Regions from separate parts of the Mus musculus genome. Here region 2 is linked to region 1. The links are chromatin loops, found by intact Hi-C in ENCODE. Cell type or tissue: left cerebral cortex. All regions are shown on one strand. Each heading gives the region's core, and the rest is flanking DNA. Links, peaks and the distances in the headings are about the cores only.

What was found. Hi-C counts contacts between places; a loop is a spot of excess contacts. Peaks named below come from ENCODE experiments on the same cell type or tissue, not always from the same donor. Only the 100,000 strongest peaks of a DNase experiment are listed, where the experiment ranks them.
Region 2: a loop joins it to region 1, with 3 times the contacts of the local background. A loop is called at or near these places in 3 of 42 quality-filtered maps.

What each region holds. Positions count from the first base shown.
Region 1 is chr16:32,807,644-32,820,011 of GRCm38, forward strand. Smbd1 (somatomedin B domain containing 1) reads right to left here and starts at 2,803. Exons shown (of 4, transcript NM_001256309.1): 1 at 2,731-2,803. The coding sequence starts at 2,791. In left cerebral cortex, for the core only: a CTCF peak has its summit at 5,487 (motif pointing right); DNase peaks (open chromatin) are centred at 5,508 and 7,088; H3K4me3 peaks cover 802 bases.
Region 2 is chr16:32,999,412-33,011,779 of GRCm38, forward strand. Lrch3 (leucine-rich repeats and calponin homology (CH) domain containing 3) reads left to right here. Exons shown (of 21, transcript NM_001081255.1): 20 at 6,253-6,330. It also overlaps n-R5s33. Among named protein-coding and RNA genes, the nearest start is that of Iqcg, 51 kb to the right of the region's middle. In left cerebral cortex, for the core only: no CTCF peak of the experiment used is centred there; DNase peaks (open chromatin) are centred at 6,011 and 10,907.

The DNA of each region.
Region 1 (12,368 bases), core at 2,089-10,088:
CTCAACTCAGTGGTTATCTGTTTATTAAACCACAAATAAGCAGGTGCACCTCTTTTAAGAGATAGGAAAAAATGAAACTGGGCAGGCGGGGGTGAGGTATGTTCCTGGAGAGTCTGGTTCATGGGACTGGGCCCAGATAGCTTAATTTTAATTTTAATGCTGCTTGCTTTCTTTTCAATTGATTCCTGTTAGCTTAGCACCTGCCAGGGGCCTTGTTTAAGGATAAACTTGAGGACTTTCAGAGTTGACAGGGTCAACAGAAGCTGGCCTTTGAAAGGAAGCAAGGCTGGGTGTGGCCAAGCCAAAGTGTTGTGAAAACAGGAGTCTGAAGTGCAGAGAGCAGAGGTCCGGGACCTCTCAAAGTAAGAGTGGGCAGGGCTGGGGCTCTGGCTGAGCCTCAGGCTCCAGTTCACACTCAGTTCAGGGGCCTCCTACTGGTGGCTTACTCCATCCCTAAGCCATCCCTCTTCTCAAGCATCTAAGACCAAGAATCAACTAAAGAGCAAGGGTGGGAGAAGCGTCCAAATGAAGGGTGGCCTTGTTTGTGAATCAGAGATCAATCCGATGGTGTTTACTTTACTGTGACTGATGGGCAGTGTGACACAGGATGGAATGGAGCCAGGCAGAATTAAATTGAACCAAATAGACCTGCATGCATTAAATACAAGAATAAGTTGCTTTAAAAGTTGCCTTAGCTCCATGGATGAGTGAACTAGGTCACAGAACAATTAATGCTTGTAAAAATGGATCGGAGCCAGAAAAGCCTGAAAGTCTAGAGAGAGGCTCTCATTCTATAGATGGAGGATGGTACCCAAAGCCATGCTTGAGCTGGCTGCAAACCTGGAGAAGCAGCATCTTTCTGGCTTTCCTATCACCCCGCTCCCAAGAGTGTCACACCTTGCCTGCACCTGCTTCTGAGCCTTGGTGTATGCTGTGTCATCAGCTTGGGAGGCCTGTCCAAATCCATTAGCAGAAATGGTTCTTACATATCAAGGTCACACTTGAACCCAGCCTTCCTTCAGCTATAAAGGAAAATACAGTCACGACATTCTCGGAAAAGTGGGTGAGACTGGAGAATATCTGTGCTAAGTGAAGACAAACACATCTTTTCCTCTACGAGTTGAGCCTAGATTTTAGTGACTGCATATGTGCATGTATGTGGGCGTGGGTGTCAGTTATGAAACTAGAAAGGGCACCATGACAGGGGGAGAAGAAGTCTTCAGGAAGGGTTGGGGAGGGAAGGAAAGAGAATAGTGAGTGGGATAATCGAATATATGTGACATGAAAGCAGGAAGGACAGGGAGGAGGGACAGGGATCTGGAGGAGGGAAATAGAAGGAGATTAAGGAATGTTAAATTTGTCTGAAAATGTCCTAATGACTCAGCACTTGGGAGGCAGAGGCAGGCAGATTTCTGAGTCTAAGGCCAACCTGGTCTACAGAGTGAGTTCCAGGACAGCCAGGGCTACACAGAGAAACCCTGTCTCAAAAAAAAAACCCAAAACCTAAAACCAACCAAACAAACAAATAAAAATCAAACATCGTAGCCAAGCGTGGTGGTGCCCGCCTTTAGTTCCAGCACTCAGGGGGCAGAGTTAGGCAGAGGCAGGCAGATTTGTACTAGGCTAGCCTGGTCTACATAGTGAGTTCTAGGACAGCCGGAGCTACATAGTGAGACCCTGTTTCAAAACAAACAAACAAGCAAACAAACAAACAAACAAACAAATAAAGAAACATATCACCAGGCACTCCCACAGACTGTGGGAGCCTGAGGAAAGAGAACCTCAAATCCATTGGCTGCTTGGACTACAGAGTGAGCTCAAGCCAGCCTGGGTAACTTAGTGAGACCCTGTCTCAAACTTTAAAGCAAGGTAAAAATGTGAAGAACCCAGGGTAGCCAGGTTGGCTCCCTCTAGAGCAAGGCTTTGGCAAGTTTCTAGAGAAGGTGAGAGTGGTGTGGGGTATGGAAGGGGGTGTGGAGTGTGGGAAGGGGGTGCAGGGCAGCAGAAAGGCTTGGGAAGAGAAACCTTTATTGAATTTCCTGGGCTGGAATGATGGCTCAGCAGTTAAGAGCGTTGGATGATCTTCCAGGGGACCCGGGTTCAATTCCCAGCACCCATGTGGCAGCTCACAACCATCTCTAACTCCAGTTCCAAGAATCTTCTGGCTTCTGGGAGCACCAGGAACACACATAGTGCACATACATTCATTCATACATACATACATACATACATACATACATACATACATACAAACAACACCTCCCCCCACACGCAAAACAATAACAACAATAAGAGTCATGGATTTCCTGCTGTACTTCCAGGTATATTTTTAGCCATCCTGATCAACTAGTGGGTGGCGGCTGATGGACCAGGCTGCTGTTCATCTGGACCTGGGCTTTTTACGCTCACCATCCCTCCTAATCCCTCATGCCTCCTCCAAAAGTGTACACACCAGAACCACCTCTGAAGACTCCACAGCCTTCCCAAGCAGGCTCCAAGCTTGCTGCAGAGACAGCTGTGTGGACACACCCAGAAGCCACACCAAGCACATTTAGGATACAAGTGATGTCTGAGTAAGTGGGTTACCTGATCAGATCAGTGAGTGGGTTCTAGCCATCAGAAGGTGGCGTATCTGACCAGAAATAAATAATATTGATTGACTAAATGAAATGAGAACAAACACAGGGTCTCTTTGACCTCTCAAATAGGGGTCAGCTCAGTTCTCCTCACCTGCCTTCTGGTTTGGAATCACAGGGCCCAGCCACAGCAGGAGGAGAAAGGCAAACCACATGGCTTCAGGCTCAATAGATGCAGAAGTGCTTCAGGGATCAAGGTCCAGCTCCAATAGCTACTCACTGGAGAGCACTTGTCCAGTGTCTCCACACAGAGGAGGAGCCAGGTGACACCTGGTGATTGGCAAGGGGGTGGCACCGTGGCTGTGTGGCACAGGTGTTTCAGCTGCTGGGATTGACTTAGCCAAACAGAGGTAATTTTTATATCTTTTTATACCCACGCTCTGGGAAGAATCTGAAATGCCAAAGTGGCAGAGGGCCTCCGTGCGTATCTGACCTTCCCATTTTATAGACAAGGACACTGAGGCCTGGGAAGACAAAGGATACTTTGGACTCACACAGTTTAATATGGAGAGCTGAGGTGACAGCGCTGGTCCCCCAGCTCCCTGTCCAGTGCTGTCCCAATCAAAATGAGAGATATAGTAAGAGTGGTCCCATCAGCTACAGCAATGAGCGGGGCACCTCAGTTCCCTTGCAGAGACCCTGCGCCTGGCAGAACTGTTACAGTTCTGACATAAAGCTGAAGGTTGAGGCAAAGTCATCTCAAGGTTAAGGGATAAAGAAATTTTCCCTTAGCTCCTATTTAAAAATGCAAAGAATCGACTCTGTTGGGCATTCAGAAATGACTATGATTTGAAATTGGTTACGTCTTTGGCCCAAACAGGTTCTAATCAATCCCTGAATGCATCAGAGGCTCTGCTTTTGAAGGGATGGTGGGTGCCTAAGACAGAGAATAGCCACTCCTAACCCCACCCTGTGACCTTCCACTGGAAGCTGGTGAAAACACTCACCCTAAATCTGGGCCACACCTGGCAGCAGCCCTCGGAAAAGATCACGGACAAAGCAGGGGTTTGGGGTTTTTGGTTTGGTTTGGTTTTTTGCCTGCCTACCCTCATTCTTGCTGGCAAGTTCATCTATCCTGCTGCTGAGACATTCTTTCTCTATTAGAGCCCACTTCTTTGGGACCCCATCACAGGGTGAAGACCAGCTGAGACAGCCAGCCTCATGGATGGAACAACTGCCGGATTCTTGGCCTTTCCATCAGGCAACAGCCAATGCTGGACTAGCCAGACCAGAGCCTGTGTGCCATTTTAATAGATCCCATTTTAATATACATAAATTCTACCAGTTCTGTTTCTCTAGAGAACTCTGATATAACACCCCATTTCTCTCTGGCATTTTTACTTATGCTTTTTAAATTTATATTTTAGCTATCATAGGGGAGGGGGCACGCATACACACACGCATTTGGATGCCAAAAGACTAGTTTTGAGAATCAGCTCGCTCCTTCCATCATGGGTTCTGAGGCTCAAACTCAGGTTGTTAGGCTCACAAAGTGAGCACTTTATCCTCTGAGTGTCCTCACCTGCCCCTTCCTACCTTTATTAGATTTTTTTGTTTGTTTATGTGGCAACAACAATCACCAGGTAAAGACATGCAGATAAAGCAAATGGCGGTATGCTGAGCCTGACAGGACAGAAGGATGGAAGGAGCCTGGGCCGCAAAGGAATCACTATGTAAGCAAACCAGAGGCATCAATTGGTGTGCTTCCCCTGGGGCTCTTGAAATGTTAGGAAAACAAACTGTCTTTTGTCTGGTGTCTTGGTAGGGTTCCTGCAATGTGTAGCTGGAAGCATAATGGTATAATAATAATCTTTAAAAGTGCAGAAGCTGGGATGGAAAACTGGCTCTCAGGGAGCCAGTGGCCAAGAAGGCTATGATTTAGCGAGACCCGCTCTCTAAACTAGCTAATAAAATAGAAGAGATCTGTCTTCTCACAGCCCCAGAGGTCAAAGTCATACACCATGTGTCAGCAGGGCTCACTCCATTATTCTAGATTTGTTTTTAGAAACAAATTCCTTGGGACTTTCTACATAACCGTGACATCTGCAAACACAGATCTATCTCATTTCCTTTTCCCACCTTTTTAGAGTGGCTAGAACTTGTTTCACTGTGATGAGTTAAAGTGTTGAGAGTGGACAGCTTTCCTTTAGTCCTACTATTGGGGAGAAAGCATGCGGCTTAAGTATAATGGGAGCTGCAGGCATAATACTCATATTCCAGTGAGCTCATCGACTTCTCAGGGCCTTGGGTTGGGTTACATGAAGAGACACTTTTTTTCCTTTTAAAGACGAGGTTTCTCTGTGTATGTAGCCCTGGCTGTCCTAGAACTCACTCTGTAGACCAGGCTAGCTTTGAACTCACAGAGATCTGGCTGCCTCTGGTGTCTTGCCTCCACTAGTTCTGGGATTAAAGGTGTGCACCACCACTGCCTGGCTAGAAGGGAAATTTTTTTAAAGATTTATTTTATTTTATGTATATAAGTGCACTGTAGCTGTCTTCAGACACACCAGAAGAAGGCATCAGATCCCATTACAGGTGGTTGTGAGCCACCATGTGGTTGCTGGGATTTGAACTCTGGACCTCTGAAAGAGCAGTCAGTGCTCTTAACCCCTGAGCCATCTTTCCAGCCCTAGAAGGGGATTTTTTTTTTCTTCTCTCAGAGGTCTATGGGTGTCGCCCTGATGACTTCAACGGGGAGGGGGGGGTGTTTCCATGTAGTAGAAGCAAAGACTTAGGTGTGGCTTGTCTAGATGATTTGACTATCTCTTCACCCATCTTGCGGGGATGCCTCCCTTGAGAGCCCAAGGGGAGGAAGAGAGAGAAAACAAGTTGGGTATAACATCTGCAATACCAGCAGATGGCGCCACCAGCACAGGACAGTGTCCTTCCTCTCTAAGAGAAACTGCTTGCTGCATCGCTACTTCAAATATTTCTCAGGCATCCAGAAGGGCCACACTGCGAAGAGTCCACTCGGGTTACCCCTCCAGATGGCACAGGGACCCTCGGGCCTACGTATTTCTAAGGAAGTGGGAATAGGAAGGAAGTAGTATTTGGCTTAATTGAGGGTAGCAGATGTTCAGAAGTTGGCAGAACGTGCAGTCATTGTTTTGGAGGTGTTTGGCCATTAAAGAGGAAATAACTTGGAGGAAAGTAAACTTAAGAGATAAATATTTTTAAAATATTTATTTATTCCGACTTTTAATTAATAAATGTTTGGTGGCTGAATGTATGTGCATCCCACATATGCAGGGCCTGTAGGGGCCGGAAGAGGGCGATAGATTCCCCGAACTGGAGTTAGAGTAATTTTGAGCTGCCACGTGTGTGTTGGGAACTGACCTCAGGTCCTCTTCAAGAACAGTGAACGCTCTTAACTGTGGAACCATCTCTCTAGCCCCAGTCTGGATTTTTAAAATGGAAAAAAAAAACGTGTCAACACTTTATTATTAGTGCCTCTACTCTCGGTGAGAAGTTAAACACACAAGAAATGGCCACAAGAGATGAAGCCAAATTCTCCCAGGAGAGCACTTCATTTTCTGTGCACATTGGTCTATGGAATATTTTTGTTTGGTTTATTTGTTTGTTTATAAAATAGGGTCTGGCTATGTAGTTTGTGCTGGCCTGGAACTCAGAATCTAGTCTCAGCCTCTGGGGTGCTGGGATTACAAATTGCACCACCACACCCAGCTGGCTGGGTGGGGTCGCCTTCCAGTCTATTTGGCTTTTTAGCACAATCCACAGAGGCTTCTGCATCCTAGCCCCTGCAATTTAGCGACAAGGTAGAAGAATAGAGATGTGGCCTGGCACAGAGGAGCTCTGGCAGAGTGAGGAGGGCATCTGTTCTGGATGCCACCATTTCTTTGTGATGTGGGGTAAATGAAAGGATCCGTGGAGTGGCAGTTAGGAAAGGTTTGGGGTGGTCCCTGTTAAGAATGGAAAAGTGGGGGACTGGAGAGACAGCTCAGCATTTAAAATTGCATTTGGCTCCTGTTTGGTCCCAGTGCCCACAATGGTACTCAAACTACTAGTAACTGTAGCTTTAAAGGATGCTATGCCTCTGCCACTGGCACACACGCGTGCATATTGCTTCCCACCCCTCACAGAGTGCACACATACTTTAAAATAATAAAAAGGAATCTTTTTAAAAGAACAGAAAAGTGAACCTTCTAGAGACAGTAGACAGTAGCTTTGGCCTGAAACCTAATGTGAGAGACCATGATTTAAAAAGAGATTATTCCACATCTGTGAGCGTCCTTCCGCAGCACGGAAAGTGAAATTGGGAAGTTCCAGAAGATGTCACCAGGGATAGCGTAGACATGGGGAAGTGGGATGGAATGGCAGGAACTGACTGGGCGGTGTGCAAGGAGCTGGACTTCAGGTCACAGGGATTGAGGTGAAAGATCTTTTCAGAGTGGCCACCTTCACCGCCTTGAACGCTGGGTGTGGCTGGGCGCCCCTTGGCAGCGGCAGGTGAAGGAGGCTCGCGCATGCGTGGAAATCACTGCAGCGAGGGAACAGTACCAGCTCCCTGATCTTACAGCACTGAGGACTTCCAGAGAGACAGAGCTTTATCAAACGAGCCGGGACCCCCATACGGTGGAAGCAGAGAACCAACTCCTGCAAGTTGTCCTCTGAGCTTCACATATGCACAGTGGCACAGCCCTCCCCCCTCCCCCCCCCAATGAAAAAGATAATTAAAAAATGTAAAACCAAGCTGGCGGGTGGAAGTGAGAGGCTTGCGTTTCATTTCGTTTTGTTTTAACGACCAGCTGACCCTTTGCAACAAGGGACACGTTTCCATTGCCTCGGAAAGTGGAGGTTCTAGAGTGTGGGCTCTTTATAGCTGAAGAAAACAGCAAAGGACCTGTGTCTCTTAAAAGTGACTTACATGGTCAGAGTTTGGGGAAAGCACTGTGGCCTCTCATAACTGTGACCTTCTGGTAACGTGAGCAGAGGGAGTGCCTGGGACGGAGGACCTGTGCATTCCTGGATAACTTGAGCTTGGTCTATAAAAAGGAGACTCCGCTGAGCAGCTAAGCCTCAAGAGACATAGCAGGCGGGAGGGGGCTGGGGAGAAAGGACAGGGTTGAGTCGTGGGGGAGGGGAAAGGCATGTTTGCCAGTTCAGTCCAGCTGCAGGTGAGGAATGTGACCCTAGGGCTCAAGTCTACATAGCAGCCATCTCTCAGACTTATAAGGAGGGGGCAACTGTGAGGGGCAGGCACTCCAAAACTCACTGGCTCCGTGTATTATAGCCCCACTCCCCACCCCCACTTTTTTTTTTTTTTTTTTTTTTTTGAGACAGAGTCTCTTTGTCCTGGAACTCTCTATATAGACCAGACACCAGGCTGACAACGTTGACTGCTTCTGTCATGGAAAGGCCAATACATTATCCTTACTGGAATTAGTTGCCTGTTATGATTACCAATTTTCCTTCCCTGCGTGTAACACTTCTATATGAGCCACTGTCCATGGACTTATGGGATGCCTTGTCCACTCTCATGGTATTCCACACAGCATTGCTTCTGACCAAAGAACTCACTTCCCAGCCAAAGAGGAGCAACAGTGGACCCCATGCTCACGGAACTTCACTGGTCTTGCCATGTACCCCACCATCTTGAAGCAGCTGGCCTGATAAAACAACGGAATGGTCTTTTAAGGACAGTTACAGAACCGGCTAGGCAGCAGTAGCCTCGGGGGGTGGGGCAGTGTTCTCCAGAAGGCAGTACATGATCTGAAACAGCATTGGGGTAAGTCGTACTGTTTCTCCCATAGCTAGGACTCACAGGTCCAGGACTCAAAAGGCAAAGGTAGGAGTAGTTTCATTCACCATCACCCTGGTGACCCACTAGCAAATGTCTGCTTCCTGTTTTCACAGCCTTATGATCTATTGACCTAGAGGCTTAGGTTCCAGAAGAAGGTGTGCTTCTTCCAGGAGGCAAAGCAAACATTCCATTGAGTTGAAAAGTCAAGGCTTCCTCCTAGGGCTGGAGAGATGGCTCAACGGTTAAGAGTGCTGTTGGCCCTTCCAAAGGTCTTGAGTATAATTCTCAGTTACCACATGGTGGCTCACAACCATCTATAATAGGATCTGATGTCCTCTTCTGTCATGCAACTAGAATACTAATATACATGAATAAATAAATAATGTTAACAAAAATGAAGACTTCTTCCTTACCACTTTGCGCTCATGATGCTTTTGAGTTAGAATAACAAAAGAGTTACAGTTTAGGCTCACAAATAAGTTACAGTTTAGGAGGAGTGACGATCCAGACTACTAATGGGGAACTGGATGAATAATGACCCAGGCCCTTTACAAATGAAAGTATGGGTCACCCCTCCAGGTGTCACAGCTGGTCTTCTGACTAAGCTGGAATCCTGAAGCGGTTCTAACAGATGCTGGCAAGAAAGTAAGCAGGTGAAGAAGAGTGACCCGTCTTCCATTGTCCTTATGTAAGCCTCCAGCAGAAGGTGTGGCCCGAATTAAAGCTGTGTACCATCATGCCTGGATCTAAGCTATTCTTTACTTAGAACTTGCTCTATCCCAGGCTGACCTTGAACTCAGAGATCTGCTTGCCTCTGTCTCCAGAGATTAAAGTCCTGTACCACCTTCCCTGGGCTTTTCATGGCCACTCTGCCTCAAGATTCAGATCAAAAGCCCATGTCTTCCAGCCACAAGATCTGGATCACAGGTGTGCCCTCCATTTCTGGATTGTAGTTCATTCCCATATAGTCAAGTTGACAACTGGGAATAGCCATCACACCAGTTCCAAAAATGAGGGTTGTAATTGACATTAGCATTTCTGTCTTATTTGGTTAAGAATGTGTTTGTGTACACACACACACACACACACACACACACACACACACACACACATTAAGCAGATACTTGCATTTTCTTTCCTGTATTTATCATGGAATATAACAACTAAGACAATATCAGGAGTTAAGTATTATAAACCTATGTTATACTTAAGTTCTGGGACCCTAAAGGATTTAGCATTTCTTTAAAAAGGGTTTATTTATTTTATGTATGAGTGCACCATTGCTCATTTCAGACACACCAGAAGAGAGCATCAGACCCCATTACAAATGGTTGTGAGCCTCCATGTGGTTGCTGGGAATTGAACTCAGGATCCCTGGAAGAACAGTCAGCGTCCTTAACCACTGAGCCATCTCTCCAGCCTGGATTTAGCATTTCTTAAAGGACTTTACCACCCATTCTGAAGGGGGAAACATACAAATTATGATTGTATGTGGGATAGTTATATCACGTGGGGGAGGGGATTGTGACTTGTTGCTGTTTTTCTTTGGAAATTAAGCATAACATAAGGAGATGTTATTGGGCATCAAGCTGGCAAGGGGTGGACTTATGTGGTTGTCAACTTGACTAGAATTGAAGGAAACTTAGAGCTAAGCTGCCCTGCCCACTTGCAAGGGCTTTTCCTGATCAGGGTATCTGAAGTGGGAATGTCCATGTTAGGAGGGCAGCATCTCCTAGGAGTACCCAGCAAAGTGGGGACCAAGGAAAAAGCTTCAAGTTTGCATCTCACTGCTGAGGTCAGCCACTCTGTTGCCATGTCACGGCTACTGATATTGCTACACTCCTTCACTCATTATTAGAACACAGACTGCCATTATGGACTGAAGACCAATGGTCTCCAGGAACCCTCCAGGCCTCTAGTACCTGATTGGAACTCCTGGGGTAGCCAGCCTTGTGTACATGTCAGCCCAAATCATGTAAGACAGTCCACTGAACCCCCTCTAGTATCTATTCATCCTTCCTATTCGATTCTTCTAGAGAATCCTAACATGCCTCCAAAGTTTTAGGAATCAGCTCTAGCACTGGACTTCCCAGTGTCATGGCCACACTCGCTACTGGTTTCTCCGGCCTCTTAGAACTCAGTCTTCTCATTTATCTTGGCATAACACAGTGGTTGAAGGTGGAGTTTTGGAGCCAGGCCACCCATATGTGGATCTGGGCTCCACTACACTAGCTGGAATGTGTTGAGTACATTGCTTAAACTCTCTTTGCCTTAGTTACATGTTTAGAGTGGAAATGATGATGCAGTCTATCTCAGTGGGTATTCGGGAGGGTTAACAAGTCAGCCATATATAAATAATTTAGAGTAGTGCCCAGGACAAAGAAGGCACTCCATGTCTAATACTTTTACTTATGTGCTCCTGTCTTAATAACTAGATAGTAGATCCCTAAAAGGCAGGAATTGCAGCCAAGCGCTCTGTTACAAACTATGAAAAGGATCGCACACCCATGGCTTGAATCACTTTAAGTCAAACAAGTAAAGTCAATATTTTCATAATTTGTGGCTGATTTCAGATACTGCCTTTGATTTTTGCCCTCTCCCAGTGAGTGCCAGGCTCTCTCATCTATTCCGGTGAGTGCCAGGGGTCGTCTCTGACCTCTCCCAGTCAGTGCCAGGCTCTCTGCCCTGAACTGAGGTCATCTGGCTTTTAAGGTCAAACAAGGATTGATGCCCGATCACTGTCAGGGTAATACATTCTTACTAGGGTTGATGGTAGGGGAGGCAGCTTTATAGCTCCAGGTTGGGAAGAGGGAGGTAGCCAACTCCTGTTGTCCTCATGTTTGAGGTATCTGGGGGAAGCCTCTTTAACCCTTCCTCCGTAATCCTGGGCCTTTATGGTCCCACAGGCTCCTAGCCAGGAGGCCACAAAGGTTGCCCACCTCCTCTGCCATGACTCGATACAGTACACCTGCACACAGTGGAGGCCACGGGAGTACACAGGTAGCATGGTCAGTGTCACAGTGAGTGACTGTTCAGATTAGTTCCCTTTCTTTGGGGTGTTCCTGTTATTCAGGGTTGAGGGTTCAGCTCAGCTGTTACTGTGTGGCCTGCCTTGCTGGCCGCAGGCTCAAGGGAAAGTCTATGAATCAGGAGTCCTGGGCTTCCTTAGTCCCTGCCCTTCCTGACCAGCCCGATTTTTCCCTGAGATTCTGTACGTGACCCCGTCTTTTCAATATGCTGTTCCCAACCTTCTGTTCTCTGCTTAAGAACGTTGAGACAGAGCTGAGCAGAGCAGACGGGCTCTCTCTTCTTTCTTACACGTTCTTAGGTGGTGACAGTGACAATCCACTAGACCAGTTCCTTGTAACCTCTTCAGAGCTTTATCAGAGTCTCAACCCTCTGCTCTGCCCTTTCTCTGCAAAGGATGCTGGCATTTTGACCAGCCACTCACTTTGAATAAAACTCTTCATCGGCTTTCCCACTGGCGAACTTGAGGGATCTTGGTGACTATAAACACTCTTCCTGGTTTGTAGTTGTCTGTGCTTCGCCCTCTAAGGATGGAAAGAGCTGTCTGGCTTCCTGCAGTCCTTTATAAGCTGCACCATGGGGCTTGACTCTAATGACACTCATTTGCCTTCCAAAAGGTCTTATCTGAAGACCTCACTGGGATAAAGCCTTCAATATAAAATCTAGGGTAACACAAACGTTTTGTCTATCGCACCAATTCTGAATATAAAGCCTAAAAGTGCTGGAAATAGAGGCATACTCCAGTAATCCCAGCACTTGGGAGACGCAGAGGCAAATGGACCAGTACAGTTGTTCTCAGCTATACAGCAAGTTTAATATTAATTAGCCTGAGTGGTGTGAGACCTCTTTTAAAAAGGGGTGGTAGGTATGGGAAAATTACACAGCAGGTAATAGCAATGGCTACGAAAGACTGATGACCCAAGTTCAGTCCTTGGGTCTGAAAC
Region 2 (12,368 bases), core at 2,966-10,965, 190 kb after region 1:
TATGGGATCAGGAAATGTATCACTAAGAGGCATTTTCCTTGAAAGTCCAGTCACTTATGAACCAGACATTTTAAATATCAGGTTTTATTCCAATATCATGTATTTTGAAGAAAGTTTAGATTCACCTTTACAATACAGTGGACTGGAGAACAGTGGCTGGAGAAGGCTCAAGAGGTTAAACACATGGCTCTTGAGGAAGAACTGGGCGGGGTTCCCAGTACCTACATGATGGCTCACAAACATCTGTAATTCCAGTTCCTGGGGACCTGATGCCTTCTTCTGACTTCCGTGGGTACCAGGCACACAAGTGTATACAAGCAAGCAAAGCAAACACATAAAATAAATAAATAAATCCAAAAAATAAGAAAGAAAACAAAACAGTGGTATAATACTAGGAAGGGTTAGAACACAAGGCCCACAGGAAAGAAATCCATCATCACAATGTAGGCAGTCAGGCAGCCCCGCCAGGAGGGTTAGGAACAGTTCTTCCATCGTTGGACTACCTAGGATTTTCTTCTTTGCTTCTCAGTGGAGGAATTAAGCTATGCTAAGATAGCTACTCAGCCTTACTAACTGGGGAATTCACTACCTCTCAGAAGTGGGATCAGGCCCTATGAACATTATTGTTCTTCCTTTTTCTAGGATTTTTTTTTTTTTTTTTTTTTTTTTTTTTTTTGGTTTTTCGAGACAGGGTTTCTCTGTATAGCTATGGCTGTCCTGGAACTCACTTTGTAGACCAGGCTGGCCTCGAACTCAGAAATCCGCCTTCCTCTGCCTCCCAAGTGCTGGGATTAAAGGCGTGCACCACCACGCCCGGCAGATTTTTAAAATTATGTGTATGTGTCATTTGAATGTGGATCTGTACATATGAGTTCTGTCCTGACTGAGTCTAGAAGAGGGTGTCAGATCTCCTGGAGCTGGACTTACAGGTAGTTGTGAGCTATGTTGGTGCTGGGAACTGAACTGTGGTCCTCTGCAAGAGCAGCATCCACTCTTATCCTCTGAGCCATCTCTGCAGCCGTTCATTAATAGTCTCAAATTGAGTTTGCTCTATTATACATGCTTATTAAGGCTTTAGGGATGATTTTAAAGGGTTTCCTTATATTTTAAGAAAAAAGTTTTTAAATTGTGTGTGTACACGTATGTGCACGCACATGAATGATTTTATGTGCATCACAAGAGCCCATGGAACCCAAAAGAGAGCATTGGATTCCCTGGAACTGAAGTTAGAGGTGGCTGTGAGCCAGCTTATGGGTGCTATGAACCAAACCTATCATTCCAGCCCCATACTTCTAAATAAAATTTTAATGAAAGCAAATTTTAAAAAATAAAATTTTTGAGCCAAGAGTGGTGTGATCACACTGAACTCCAAGACTATGTTATTTACTGAAAAACTGTTTCTTGTTGTGGTGTGGCTCAGCCTTAGCATATATCTTTAATCCTAAACAATGAAGGTAAAGTTAGTTTGTAGAGGGAAGCACTCATGTTTGAGAGTGGTGACTAATTGAGTGGCAGATAAGAAATCAATCAGAGAAAGATTTGACAGGATTGGATATGCCCAACACTCAGAGAGTGAAAACAGAGAACAGTGCAGAGAAAGAGAAGAAAAGGAGAAGACAGTTTTATGGAAGTTGCAGAGAGAGACCAAATTAGACTCAGGTGAAGACAGAAGGAGCCAGAGAATGAGAAGGAGCCAGAAGAGTAGCGCATATTGCCTGAGTTACTTTGAAGCCAAGAAGAGCAATTCAGGAGCTGCTGAGAGAAGCCAGAAGAACTGAGTTGAACCAGCCAGCCAAAGCTCAGAAAGAACTAAGGAGTGAGTTTATTCAGCAGCAAGCCTCAAGCTGAAAACTTTCTAGGCCTAGATTAGATTGTATGGAGACTAGAAGCTTCCAGGACGAGGCCTAGGTCAGCAGAGCAGGAGAATACAAGTTGTTTTTATAGTTAACACCTTTAATTCTAGCACTTGTGAGTCAAAGGCAGGTAAATCTATGAGTTCAAGCTTGGACCAGCCAAGGCTGCATAGCGAGACCTTGTATCAAAAACAAACATAAAAAGGCACAGCAAACAAATATAAAGTGTTGGGCGAGTGAGAAGGTGCAAAAGGTAGAGTTTGCCATACAAGGTTGATTTCTGGAACCCACACACAGGGGAAGGGACGAACCAACTCCACAGAGTGCCACAGCACATATACCCCCACGCCCCCACGCCATGTGAATACACACGATAGTAGTAAAATATATAGATAGTAAAATATATATAGTAGTATATATGTATGTATGTATGTATGTATGCATACACATGTATATCTTTAAGCTGGTCATGCTAGGTCACACCTGTAATCCAAGCACTTAAGAGTTTGAAACAGGAAGATCAGGAGCTCAAGGGCATCCTAGATGGATATATATATATCAAGTTTGAAGTCAGCCTGTGCTATGTGACACCCTGCTTTAAAAAATGATAAAGTTTTCACTGCCTGAAAAAAAGTTTGGTCTACGGCCATACCACCCTGAACGTGCCTGATCTCGTCTGATCTCGGAAGCTAAGCAAGGTCAGGCCTGGTTAGTACTTGGATGGGAGACCGCCTGGGAATACCGGGTGCTGTAGGCTTTTTGGACCAAAAAAAAAAAAGTTTGAATCATTTTAAATATTTAATTTTTTATCTCTTGATCTTTTCAAATTCAGTGTAGACTCTATATTATAGAAATAAAAGAGACTAGACTTTTCTGCCAAAAATCATATATCATGCCATTTGAAATTCTGGGAAAACTTTTGGCGATAGTGGATTCCTGTAAGCTTTGCTACTTAAGATGGAGGAGTGAGTGATGGGAGACTACGGCCTGTGTCCCGCTGATGAACGAGCCCTTCTATTGATGTTCCCACAAGAGGTGGAAAGTGTGGGGTGTGTGGGCTTCTTGGACAACAGGGCTTCCATGCACTAGCTAAACTGAAGAATGGATACACAAGTTGTATCAGCATATAACAGGAGGTTGTATCCCAGTTGTGAAACACTGGCCTGCATTCCTGGAATGTAGTAAATGCTGAGGGAGAGGGGGGACTGGGGAGACAGTCTCTCCTCTTCCCTCATCAATTAGAAATGTGTCCTGTGGGGAATATCTCAGGAAATCTCCCGTTCTACCCCACACTTGTATGTTTCCAGTTGCTTCTGCTGGTTCTCATGTGATAGCAATGTGTACTGAGCGAGTCCTCTCTCTCTCTCTCTCTTCCTCCTCCTCTCTCCTCTTCTCTCTCTCTCTCTCTCTTCCTCCTCCTCTCTCCTCTCCCCTCTCCCCTCTCTCCTCTCTCCTCTCTCTCTCCTCTCTCCTCTCTCTTTCTCTCCTCTCTCCTCTCCCCTCTCTCCTCTCCCCTCTCTCCCCTCTCCTCTCTCTCTCCTCTCTCTCTCTCTCCTCTCCCCTCTCCCCTCTCTCCTCTCTCTCTCCTCTCTCCTCTCTCTCTCTCTCCTCTCTCCTCTCCCCTCTCCCCTCTCTCCTCTCCCCTCTCTCCTCTCTCCCCTCTCTCTCCTCTCTCTCTCTCCCCTCTCTCCTCTCCCCTCTCTCCTCTCCCCTCTCCCCTCTCCCCTCTCTCTCTCCTCTCTCTCTCTCCTCTCCCCTCTCCCCTCTCCCCTCTCCCCTCTCCCCTCTCCCCTCTCCCCTCTCCCCTCTCCCCACAGGTCTCCTGTCCTCAGTCTCCATTTTCATATAAACCATAGTAAATTGCATTTGAACTGCTAATTAGCAGCATTAACCTTAACCTTTAACCCTTGCTTTTACATAGAAACAGGCATTTGTCTTCCCATAGCCTGGTTTGTCAGTCTGCCCCTCATAAATATCAATATTTCAAAAACTGGTTTCCCTCTTTTGTAAAACACAGTGCTCATGGTTGCTCCTGCTCAACCCTCTCTACTAAACTCAGACCAGGGCCCTGACCAGTCTTACCTACTCCGCTGGAAGTAATGTGTATGATACTTGCTTGTGTTTCCAAACTTGTAAGGCATGTGGAGAGATGAATGGATGGATATGCCAAAGTGAAGCAATTTGTCTTGTTGGATTTGGGAGGTTTTTTGTTGGATTGGGTTTTGTTGTTGTTGTTGTTGTTTTGTGGGGGGTTTGTTGTTGTTTTTGTTTTGTTTTGTTTGAGGCAGAGTCTTATTGTATAGTTCTGGCAGGCCTAGAACTTTGTAGACCAATACGGAAATCCACCTGCCTTCATCTCTTAAGTTCTGGGATTAAAAGTGTGTACTGCTATACCCAGCTAGTTTTTTTTGTCCCCTTTAAGCTAGGCTGGCCTTGAACTCTGTCTCCTGCCATACCACATTCTGGGGTTCCTGGCATATCTAACCCTACACACTCTTTATTTGGGTCCCTTTGCCCAGTAGCTCCTCCTAGAGCTTTCCCCTTTGCCTCTCAGTCCAGCTTACCTTTCTCTGGAGCTAAAGAGGCCGTGGTTCCCTGTGTCTATGTGCACCTCCCGGCATAATCAGGGGCAGCCTTAGAGCCCATTGTGACTAGAGAAGCCCGGGCTGTTCTGTACCATCTCAGGAAATCGTGGCTGTACAGTTTATGTTTCATCTTTCCCTGCCTTTTGACTAAAGTTAAGAATCTGGCATTAGCAAGGACAGAAGGCAAGCTGAGCAAGCCATGAATGGAGAGCCAGCCAGTATAAACATAATCCTTCCTCGGCCTCTACTTCGGTCCTGCTTTTAGGTCCCTGCCCTCCTTGAGCTCTCCTGCCTGGCGTCCCTGATGATAGACCCCAAAGTGTAAAATGAAGTAAACCCTTTCTTTCCTTCCCATCATGCTTTTGGTCATGGTGTCTGTGACAGCGGGAGAAGCTGCCCAGGGCCAGTGCCCTCCCTGTACACTAAGTTCCTGTTGTCTTTTCAAGATCCTTTGCAGGTTGTTCCACCCGAACTGGGGATAAATGTTCATTTCCTTCCCTCCCACTGGTTGCCTTTTCATTGTCTGTGGCGAAGCTGAGCCTTGCCCTGCCTGCCTTTGCCTGGTCAGGGCTACAGTGCCCTCTTTCCTTGCTTATTATGTTTCATGTTTGCAGAAAACTCAGATTTTACAAGTGAAGTCTTTTGTTTCTAGAGATGGTTCAAGTGTCCATGTACTTACTAATTTAAAAAAATCTGTAGGTCACAGTCCCTGCAAACATCTGGCTTCTATACCTGATACTTGAACATCATTTTAGAATATCAAATTCCTGCTTTTCTTACATTATGTTCCATGACAACCAGCTAGGAGAGAAGCAAAACTTTGAGAGGATATGAGGTGCCTCTATCTCTAGTGTTTCCAGATCTTTACAGAAAAGTAAACTCACTAGTTAGTAATTAAGGACATTTCTTGTGTCGACTTTTCATCTTGTAAAGTAGCTCTGTAGCCATTGTTAAGGCTTTCTTAATTTCCAAAATGTCTAATGAGTTAAATGCAAAATATAGAGTCACTATTAAGAGCACTGGCTGTTCCTGCAGAACTAGAACTAGGTTCAATTCCCAGCACCCACATGGCAGCTCACACCTGTCCATAATTCCAGTTCACAAGGACCCAACACCTCTGGATTCTACAGGCACTGCATGTACAATATATACAGGTATGCATGCAGACAAAACACTCACATGTATAAAATAATAATAAAATGATATTTTAAAATAGAACCAGGTATAACAGCACACATCTTTAATCCCAGCACTCAGGAGGCAGAGACAGGTGACTCTCTAAGTTGGTCTGGTCTACACAGTTCTAGCCTGGTCTATCCAGTTCTAAGCCAGTCAGGGTTAAAAATAATAAACCAAAAGAAAATAAACTGTTAGTTGTGGCCATGCTTGAACAATGAACCACTAGACGATACATTTTCATGATGTCCTCTCCAATTTTCTTTTTTCAGAATGAAAAAAAAAACCTATCTTCTTATCACTTATCTTACTAAACCAAAGCAAACACAGGCATTGGGAGGTGGCCAACTCCTCTCACAGCCGGCTCCTATTTCTGCAAATAGGATTTTCTTGGAAAGCAGCCACAGTGGCTCGTTGGTCCTCATGGCGGATGCCGTGCTCCTGGAAGAATGGAGTGGCCGTAACAGTTCCCAGGCTCTTGAGATTGACACTCGGTGTTTGATCTTTTAAGAAAACTTTTGCCGAGCCCCTAGTGTGCCTAGCAGTTGGTCTGTGAGGCAGCTTACAGGAGGAGTTTGAAGTCTGCGTTCCTTTGACCCTTGTTGATAACGGTTTCCTTCTTTCTTGTCTCACTGCAGCCTAAATTAACGATGGCAAAGTGCAGGCGGAATGTGGAGAACTTCCTGGATGCTTGCAGAAAAATCGGTGTACCCCAGGTAACGTGTATGTGTGTGTGAGTGTGTGTGCACGTGTGCGTGTGCGTGTGCGTAATTGTTCTTACCAGGAGTAGTTGCTGACTCACTACTAACACAACGTGTTATTACAAGACTGTCAGTGTTCTCTCCAGCAACATCCTTTCATGCTTCCCACATTTCCAAGGGTCTTAAGGAAACTGCTAAGCGTTGATTTACATAATTGTATTATAACTAATAAATGAAAAATAATTGTCCTATTTCCTTAAGCATCCCACTAGCTGTTTGACCGAAGTAGAGCTGTATTTGACAATCTTTTCCACACAGATACCTTTCAGATTGGGAATTCATTTTTGCCTTCAATTTTTTAACATTTTTAATACATTTTAAGCATGTATTAATTTTGAATAATTTTAGGCTTCACAAAATCATACAAAAATAGCAGAGTTCCTGTGTGTACTTCACCCAAATTTCCCAGATACTTAAGTAAAATACATAAGTAGTATAGCCGTACAGGTAGGTGGTCCAAATGCTAGTCCTCCTAACTAAATTAGAGGTTTAATTCAGCTTCCACCTGCTTTTCCACTAGGCTGCAGTCTTGGAAGCCAGCGCATCTGCACGTATGAGCATGTTTTAAGGGGACAGTGCTTCTGTGGAGCCCTGTGCAGTGGTTCTCAGTCTGTGGGTCCTGACCCTCAGGGAGATGACTGACCCTTTCACAGGGCCACCTGGAGCCATCAGAAAACACAGAGATTTATATTACAGTTCGTACAAGTAGAAAAATTACACTTGTGATTAGCAATAAAAGTAACTTGATGGTTGGGAGGATCCCCACACCGTGAGGAACTATGAAAGAGTCACGGCATTAGGAAGGCTGAGAATGACGGCTCTATTGTGTTTCCTGCCTTCATAGTACTATAATTAAACATTACTTATAGAGTCAATAGGAAAAGAAATGTTTACACTGCTCTTTCAGAGGCTCCATTGAAGAGCAGTTAAAAGCTGCTTTACTCTGAGGAGTGCACAGTTTTCAATGATAGAAGAAATGGACTCTGAGATCTGTGTGTGCTCAAGTTAGTCTTGGAACTCTGGGAAGCGTCCCTCCTACCCCAGTGCTGGAACTCATGCCCACCACCATGCTCAGCACCAGTGTCAAGAATTAACAGCTTGCTGTGGTGTGTAGCAGGTTCTTGCTGTAGGTGGTAGCTGTGCCTCCTGGATGCTCTGCTGAGCACACGTCTTATGTGCCGCTGAGCCACCATCTCCAGTCCTCAAGCCTTAGCTTTGTCGGTCTGCAGAGTGCAAAACACAGGCGGCCTCTGTCAGAAGCCCAGGGCTGGCTCCCGGCCCACCAGAAGCACCTGTTGTCTCCAAGTTAAGCCCTTTTTAACCCAGTGATGCTTTTCACCCAGTTCACCAGCCTGTTCTAACTGGCCAAGAGCTTCACACATGTCAGACTAAGAAAGCCAGTTCTGGCCTTGCATCCACATTAGCCAGCATGAATTCCACACCCGCTCCTTAGCCTTACCAGGTACAGCAATCTGTTCCTGTTTGCTGTTACGGGTTTGTAGTTCCCCTTTTCTAAACTCAGGTGTGACTTTTTTTATTCTTATGGACAAAGTCAGACATTCTTATATTACTGTTTTATAAAAGCTTATAAAACCATTTTACATGCACTGAGACCATTTACCATTTTCTAAGGAGCTGGCAGTATTTCCTCCACAGTGAAAGAGGTATCCCTGTCTTAGGTCAGCTCAGCATGTGCACTGAACCAGAGTATGGCTTGCACTGGCGCAGCGAATGGCGAGCCTAGGAAACAGCAGCCGCTGCCTCTGCCCCTGCTGGCACCTGCTGAGAGCCCTCCTCTGCCCCGTTCCTAGACATGAGAGCTGCCTGCCAGGCTCTGCAGAGCCACCTTGTCTCAGATGTAAAGGCTGTAGCCTGGAGCCCTTCCAGAATGTTCTGCCATTGTCAGCAAACTCTAAAAACAGTAGCTTTAGGCTATGGACTTAAGTCAGCATTTTCCAAGTGGGGCTGAGGAGTGCTCATTACAGCCCAGCCAGCGTTCCACCTGAGCTGAGCTATTCGAAGGCAGAAACAGACAGAAAAGGTGCAGTTTAAAACCGACCTTTCCCCAGGGTGGCTAGGCTGGGTTCTATGTATCCACAGCCCCGCTTCTATTTCCTCTGCCACATGGAGGAAGTGGACATCCACTCAGACCACTTCTTTCTCCTTCCTCTACCTCCCAGCCACTTCTCTACAGTTTCCATGACTTCTAGTCCTGCTTCTACTGCTGCCGAAAATTAGTCATTTTTCTGGACAGAGTGAAGGATAAGGAACTCACAAAGTGGTAGCTTCAAGCTAGCTCTCAGTCTTGCTTGGTCTCACCTCCTTCTAGTCTTACTGGACTATAAAACAGAGAACTTAGTACCTTAGTGTGTCCGACTCAGGCCCAGGTAGACAGTAACTATGAAGGCCAGAACTTCTCAGTGTGACTACAGAGTTGTGCGAGCACGGTGAGTGCGCTATGGAGAGGCATGCCTGTACTCTGCACCGGGAAAGTGGGGCAGAATCCAGAGTTGAAGGTCATTTCAGCTACATAGTGAGTTTGACACAATACAGGTGATATGAGACCCTATTTCAAACAAAAATAAAATGAAAGATAAACGATACCCAAAAATGAGTCAGGTTATGAAGGAAAACAGGCTTGGGATGTGGCAATAGTAGTGTTTCTCTAGGGCCTGTTCCCGCGCACCCTTAGAATGAGAAGGAATCACTAAAAAATAAGAAAACTCAGAGAGCCTCTGGATAGGGAAGTTTATGGAGATTCACTTTTATTATTATGCTTTTATTAAGTGTTTTACATTTTTAAAAAACCTGTATTTGAGTCCATTGTCTTATACCCTAGAATTATTATGTATGTTAATATTTCCAGATTGAGTCCACTAATGGTGACTTTAGACACTCCCTCCATTCTGTTGTGTGCCTAGTGAACTACATGCAAGGATGACAGACTGGATCAGACGGTCGGAGTCCGTGCACCTGACTCCTCCATAGTAACCCTCCCTCACTGCAAGGCTTGCCTCCGTCTTTGAGCATCTGGGTTGCCTGGGTTCATAATTCCCTACTCTAATGAGCATCCCCACTCTGTCCCCACTCTTGCCTCAGTGGTGAGGAGGAGTGGGATTGAGATAAGGCCCTCCCACTGTCAGGCTCACACACAGCCAGCTCCCACCGTCGTCTCCCCAGAGCCGTAGCTAGCCTTCAGTAAGCAAGCTCGTCCTGCTGCTCAGCAGAACTCAGCTGTGCGGGGATGAGCCAGCCTTGTTCTTCAGCGTTGTCTTGTTTGTGATGAGATGCTGCGGGGGGGGGGTGTCCGACTGAGAATGCTGGGTTTCTGAGCTCTGCCGTCTGCGATCCGCTGCACTGACTTTGTTTTTCTGTTTTCCTTTCCTGCTCGCATGTGGACAGGACAATCTCTGTTCTCCTTCCGACATCCTTCAGCTAAACCTCAGCCTTAAGAGAACTGTTGAAACGCTGCTCTCTCTTGGGGCACGTGCGGAAGAATCCAGCTTTGTCTCTCTGTCTGTCCAGCTTCTGGGTTTTGTGGCATTTTACTGTTCTTTAATGTTAATTCTCTGTGTGCTTTATTACCGGGTCTTCACCTACAGCTGACCACGCAGCCAGCGCCGTCCAGCTCCTTCCTGTACTGGGTGAAGGTTTGTTTCTCATGCAGAACTGCTGACACACGTGTGTTTCAGACCCTGACTTGAGAAATTGCAAGTGCATTGTCTCGCCTGTGTCCACAGGACAGTACATCGGGTCGCAGCACTAGCGACAGCTAGCCGAGAGGAGTGTTCCCTCTAGTCCCTGGCTCCCCTCTTGCCCTGAGCCTTGTCTCTCACATGGAAAGGTCACAGTGTTTTTATTAAAGCAATCCTGAGTCTTAGAGGACTCTGGCCATCCTTTTATACTGTGAAACAACTTCAGTTTTGAAGTAAAGACTATCTGAGCCTTTCAGCAGCTGCTCATCATGAAAATACTGGTAGCATTTCTACTTTGGAGTACCTTATCACTTAGGTCCCTGCCCTGAAGTCCTAACCTACCCTCAATTTTAACAGTGTTTGGACATTTAGAAGGCATGGGACACTTAAAATACCAATTTTAGTTTGCTCTGGATTTTTAGTTTAAAAATACTGGAGATTTCCCAGACTGCTCTTCTGAGCCCAGTGTATCCATTTTAGACGGTGCACACTAAGCGGCTGAACAGAGGCTGCATCTGAGGAGATCTGGCCATGGTTACCATGTGTGCTCCTGAAAACAGATCCCCTGCTGGAGACCTGTTGGAATGTGATGTTTGGAATTCATATCATTTCTAACATATGTGACCCATTTTTAATAGGTGAAGTTTGTGTGTTGTAGGCTGTACAGTTGTATCTGAGCCATGCGTCCCAGAGAAGCTGCAGTCTGCTCTCAGAACACTTAGTAAATAGTGTCTGGACTCAGGCCGGGAGCGACACTGCTGCAGTCAGATGGCAGTCCTTACAGATGCTGTCTCCAAACTCCATGAACAAAGCTGGCCCTCAGCTTGGGGATGACAGCAACACAGTACCCCACTGTAGTCCACTGGCCCTCAGCTCAGGAGGACAACAGCAACGCAGTACCCTGCTGTAGTCCACTGGCCCTCAGCTTGGGGGGTGACAGCCACACAGTGCTCGGCTGTAGTCCACTGACCATCTGCTTACCCTCATCTACTTCCATCTGAAGAGAGCTGTCCTTTACTGTCCACCGCTCACGCTATGCAGTGACAGACTGTAGTGCTATCCAGCAGTGCCTCCCAGAGTGTCTGCATGTGGGCTAGTTTATTTATAAGACATCCTGGATCTGTGATTATTGTCCAGTTCTGTAGAGTTTGATCCTTTTATACACACGCAGAGTCAGACTTAAAGCCAGGTGTGATGATACACACCTATAATCCCAGCATTTAGGATGCTGAAACAGGATTACTTGGAGTTCAGCCTAGGCTACACAGCAGGACCTTGTCTTTAAAAGTACCAAAAAAAAAAAAAAAAACAACAACAACAAAAAAAAACAAACCCTCAGAGGCTACCTTGTGGTCTAGCCTGGCAGTGGTGGGTTCCTAGGAACCATCCACCCACAAAGTTGATGTGCAAGTGGAAGTGCCACCTCTGAGTGGTGTCTAGACCACTGTGCACATGACCACTTGCTCAGGCGCAGGCCTGGGTGCTGGTGAGCAGACCATAGGGACAGCCCGGGGAACGTGTCTCATGCAGAGCAGACCGAAGATTCCTCCTTTTGTTGTTACTGTTTGGGGTTTTGTTTGGTTGGTTTTTTTTGGTTTTTCAAGGCAGGGTTTCTCTGTGTAGCCCTGGCTGTCCTGGAACTCTCTCTGTAGACCAGGCTGGCCTAGAACTCAGGTATCTGCCTGCCTCTACCTCCTGAGAACTGAGATCAAAGGTGTGCACCACTACCACCCAGTGTAAATTCATCGAAAATAAAGCTACTCTGTAGTTGCAGAGGTATTCAAAACTGCTAGTCTTATTAGCAAATGAAAAGATTGCTGTGACTTTATCGAAATCAGCATTTAATAAGAATGTAATTACATCAACTACCAATAACTGCCTTAAAAAAATACTTGCTATAATTTTACTACAATTCATTTTGTAATGTTTGAAGTGGTAGAGAGTGTGGTGGAGTGTTCCTGGAACCCTCACACCGAGGCCAGCCTGAGCCCTACAGCAAGACCATTCTCAACTAAAAACAGAAAGTTTTTTTTTTCTTTTTGCCTTTTTTCTTCAGAGTAACCAAACCTGTACACTAGCACTCCACATTCTTACCCAAATGGTAGTCATCTCTTGTGGGCCAGTTACTAAGCTTGGCCTTGAACTCACAGACCTATCTGGCTCTACCTCCTCAGTCCTAGGGTCACACAGACTCAGCTAAAACACAATTTCTTTTTTTCTTTCTTTTTTTTTTTTTCTTTTCTTTCTGAGACAGGGTTTCTCTGTGTAGCCCTGGCTGTCCTGGAACTCACTCTGTAG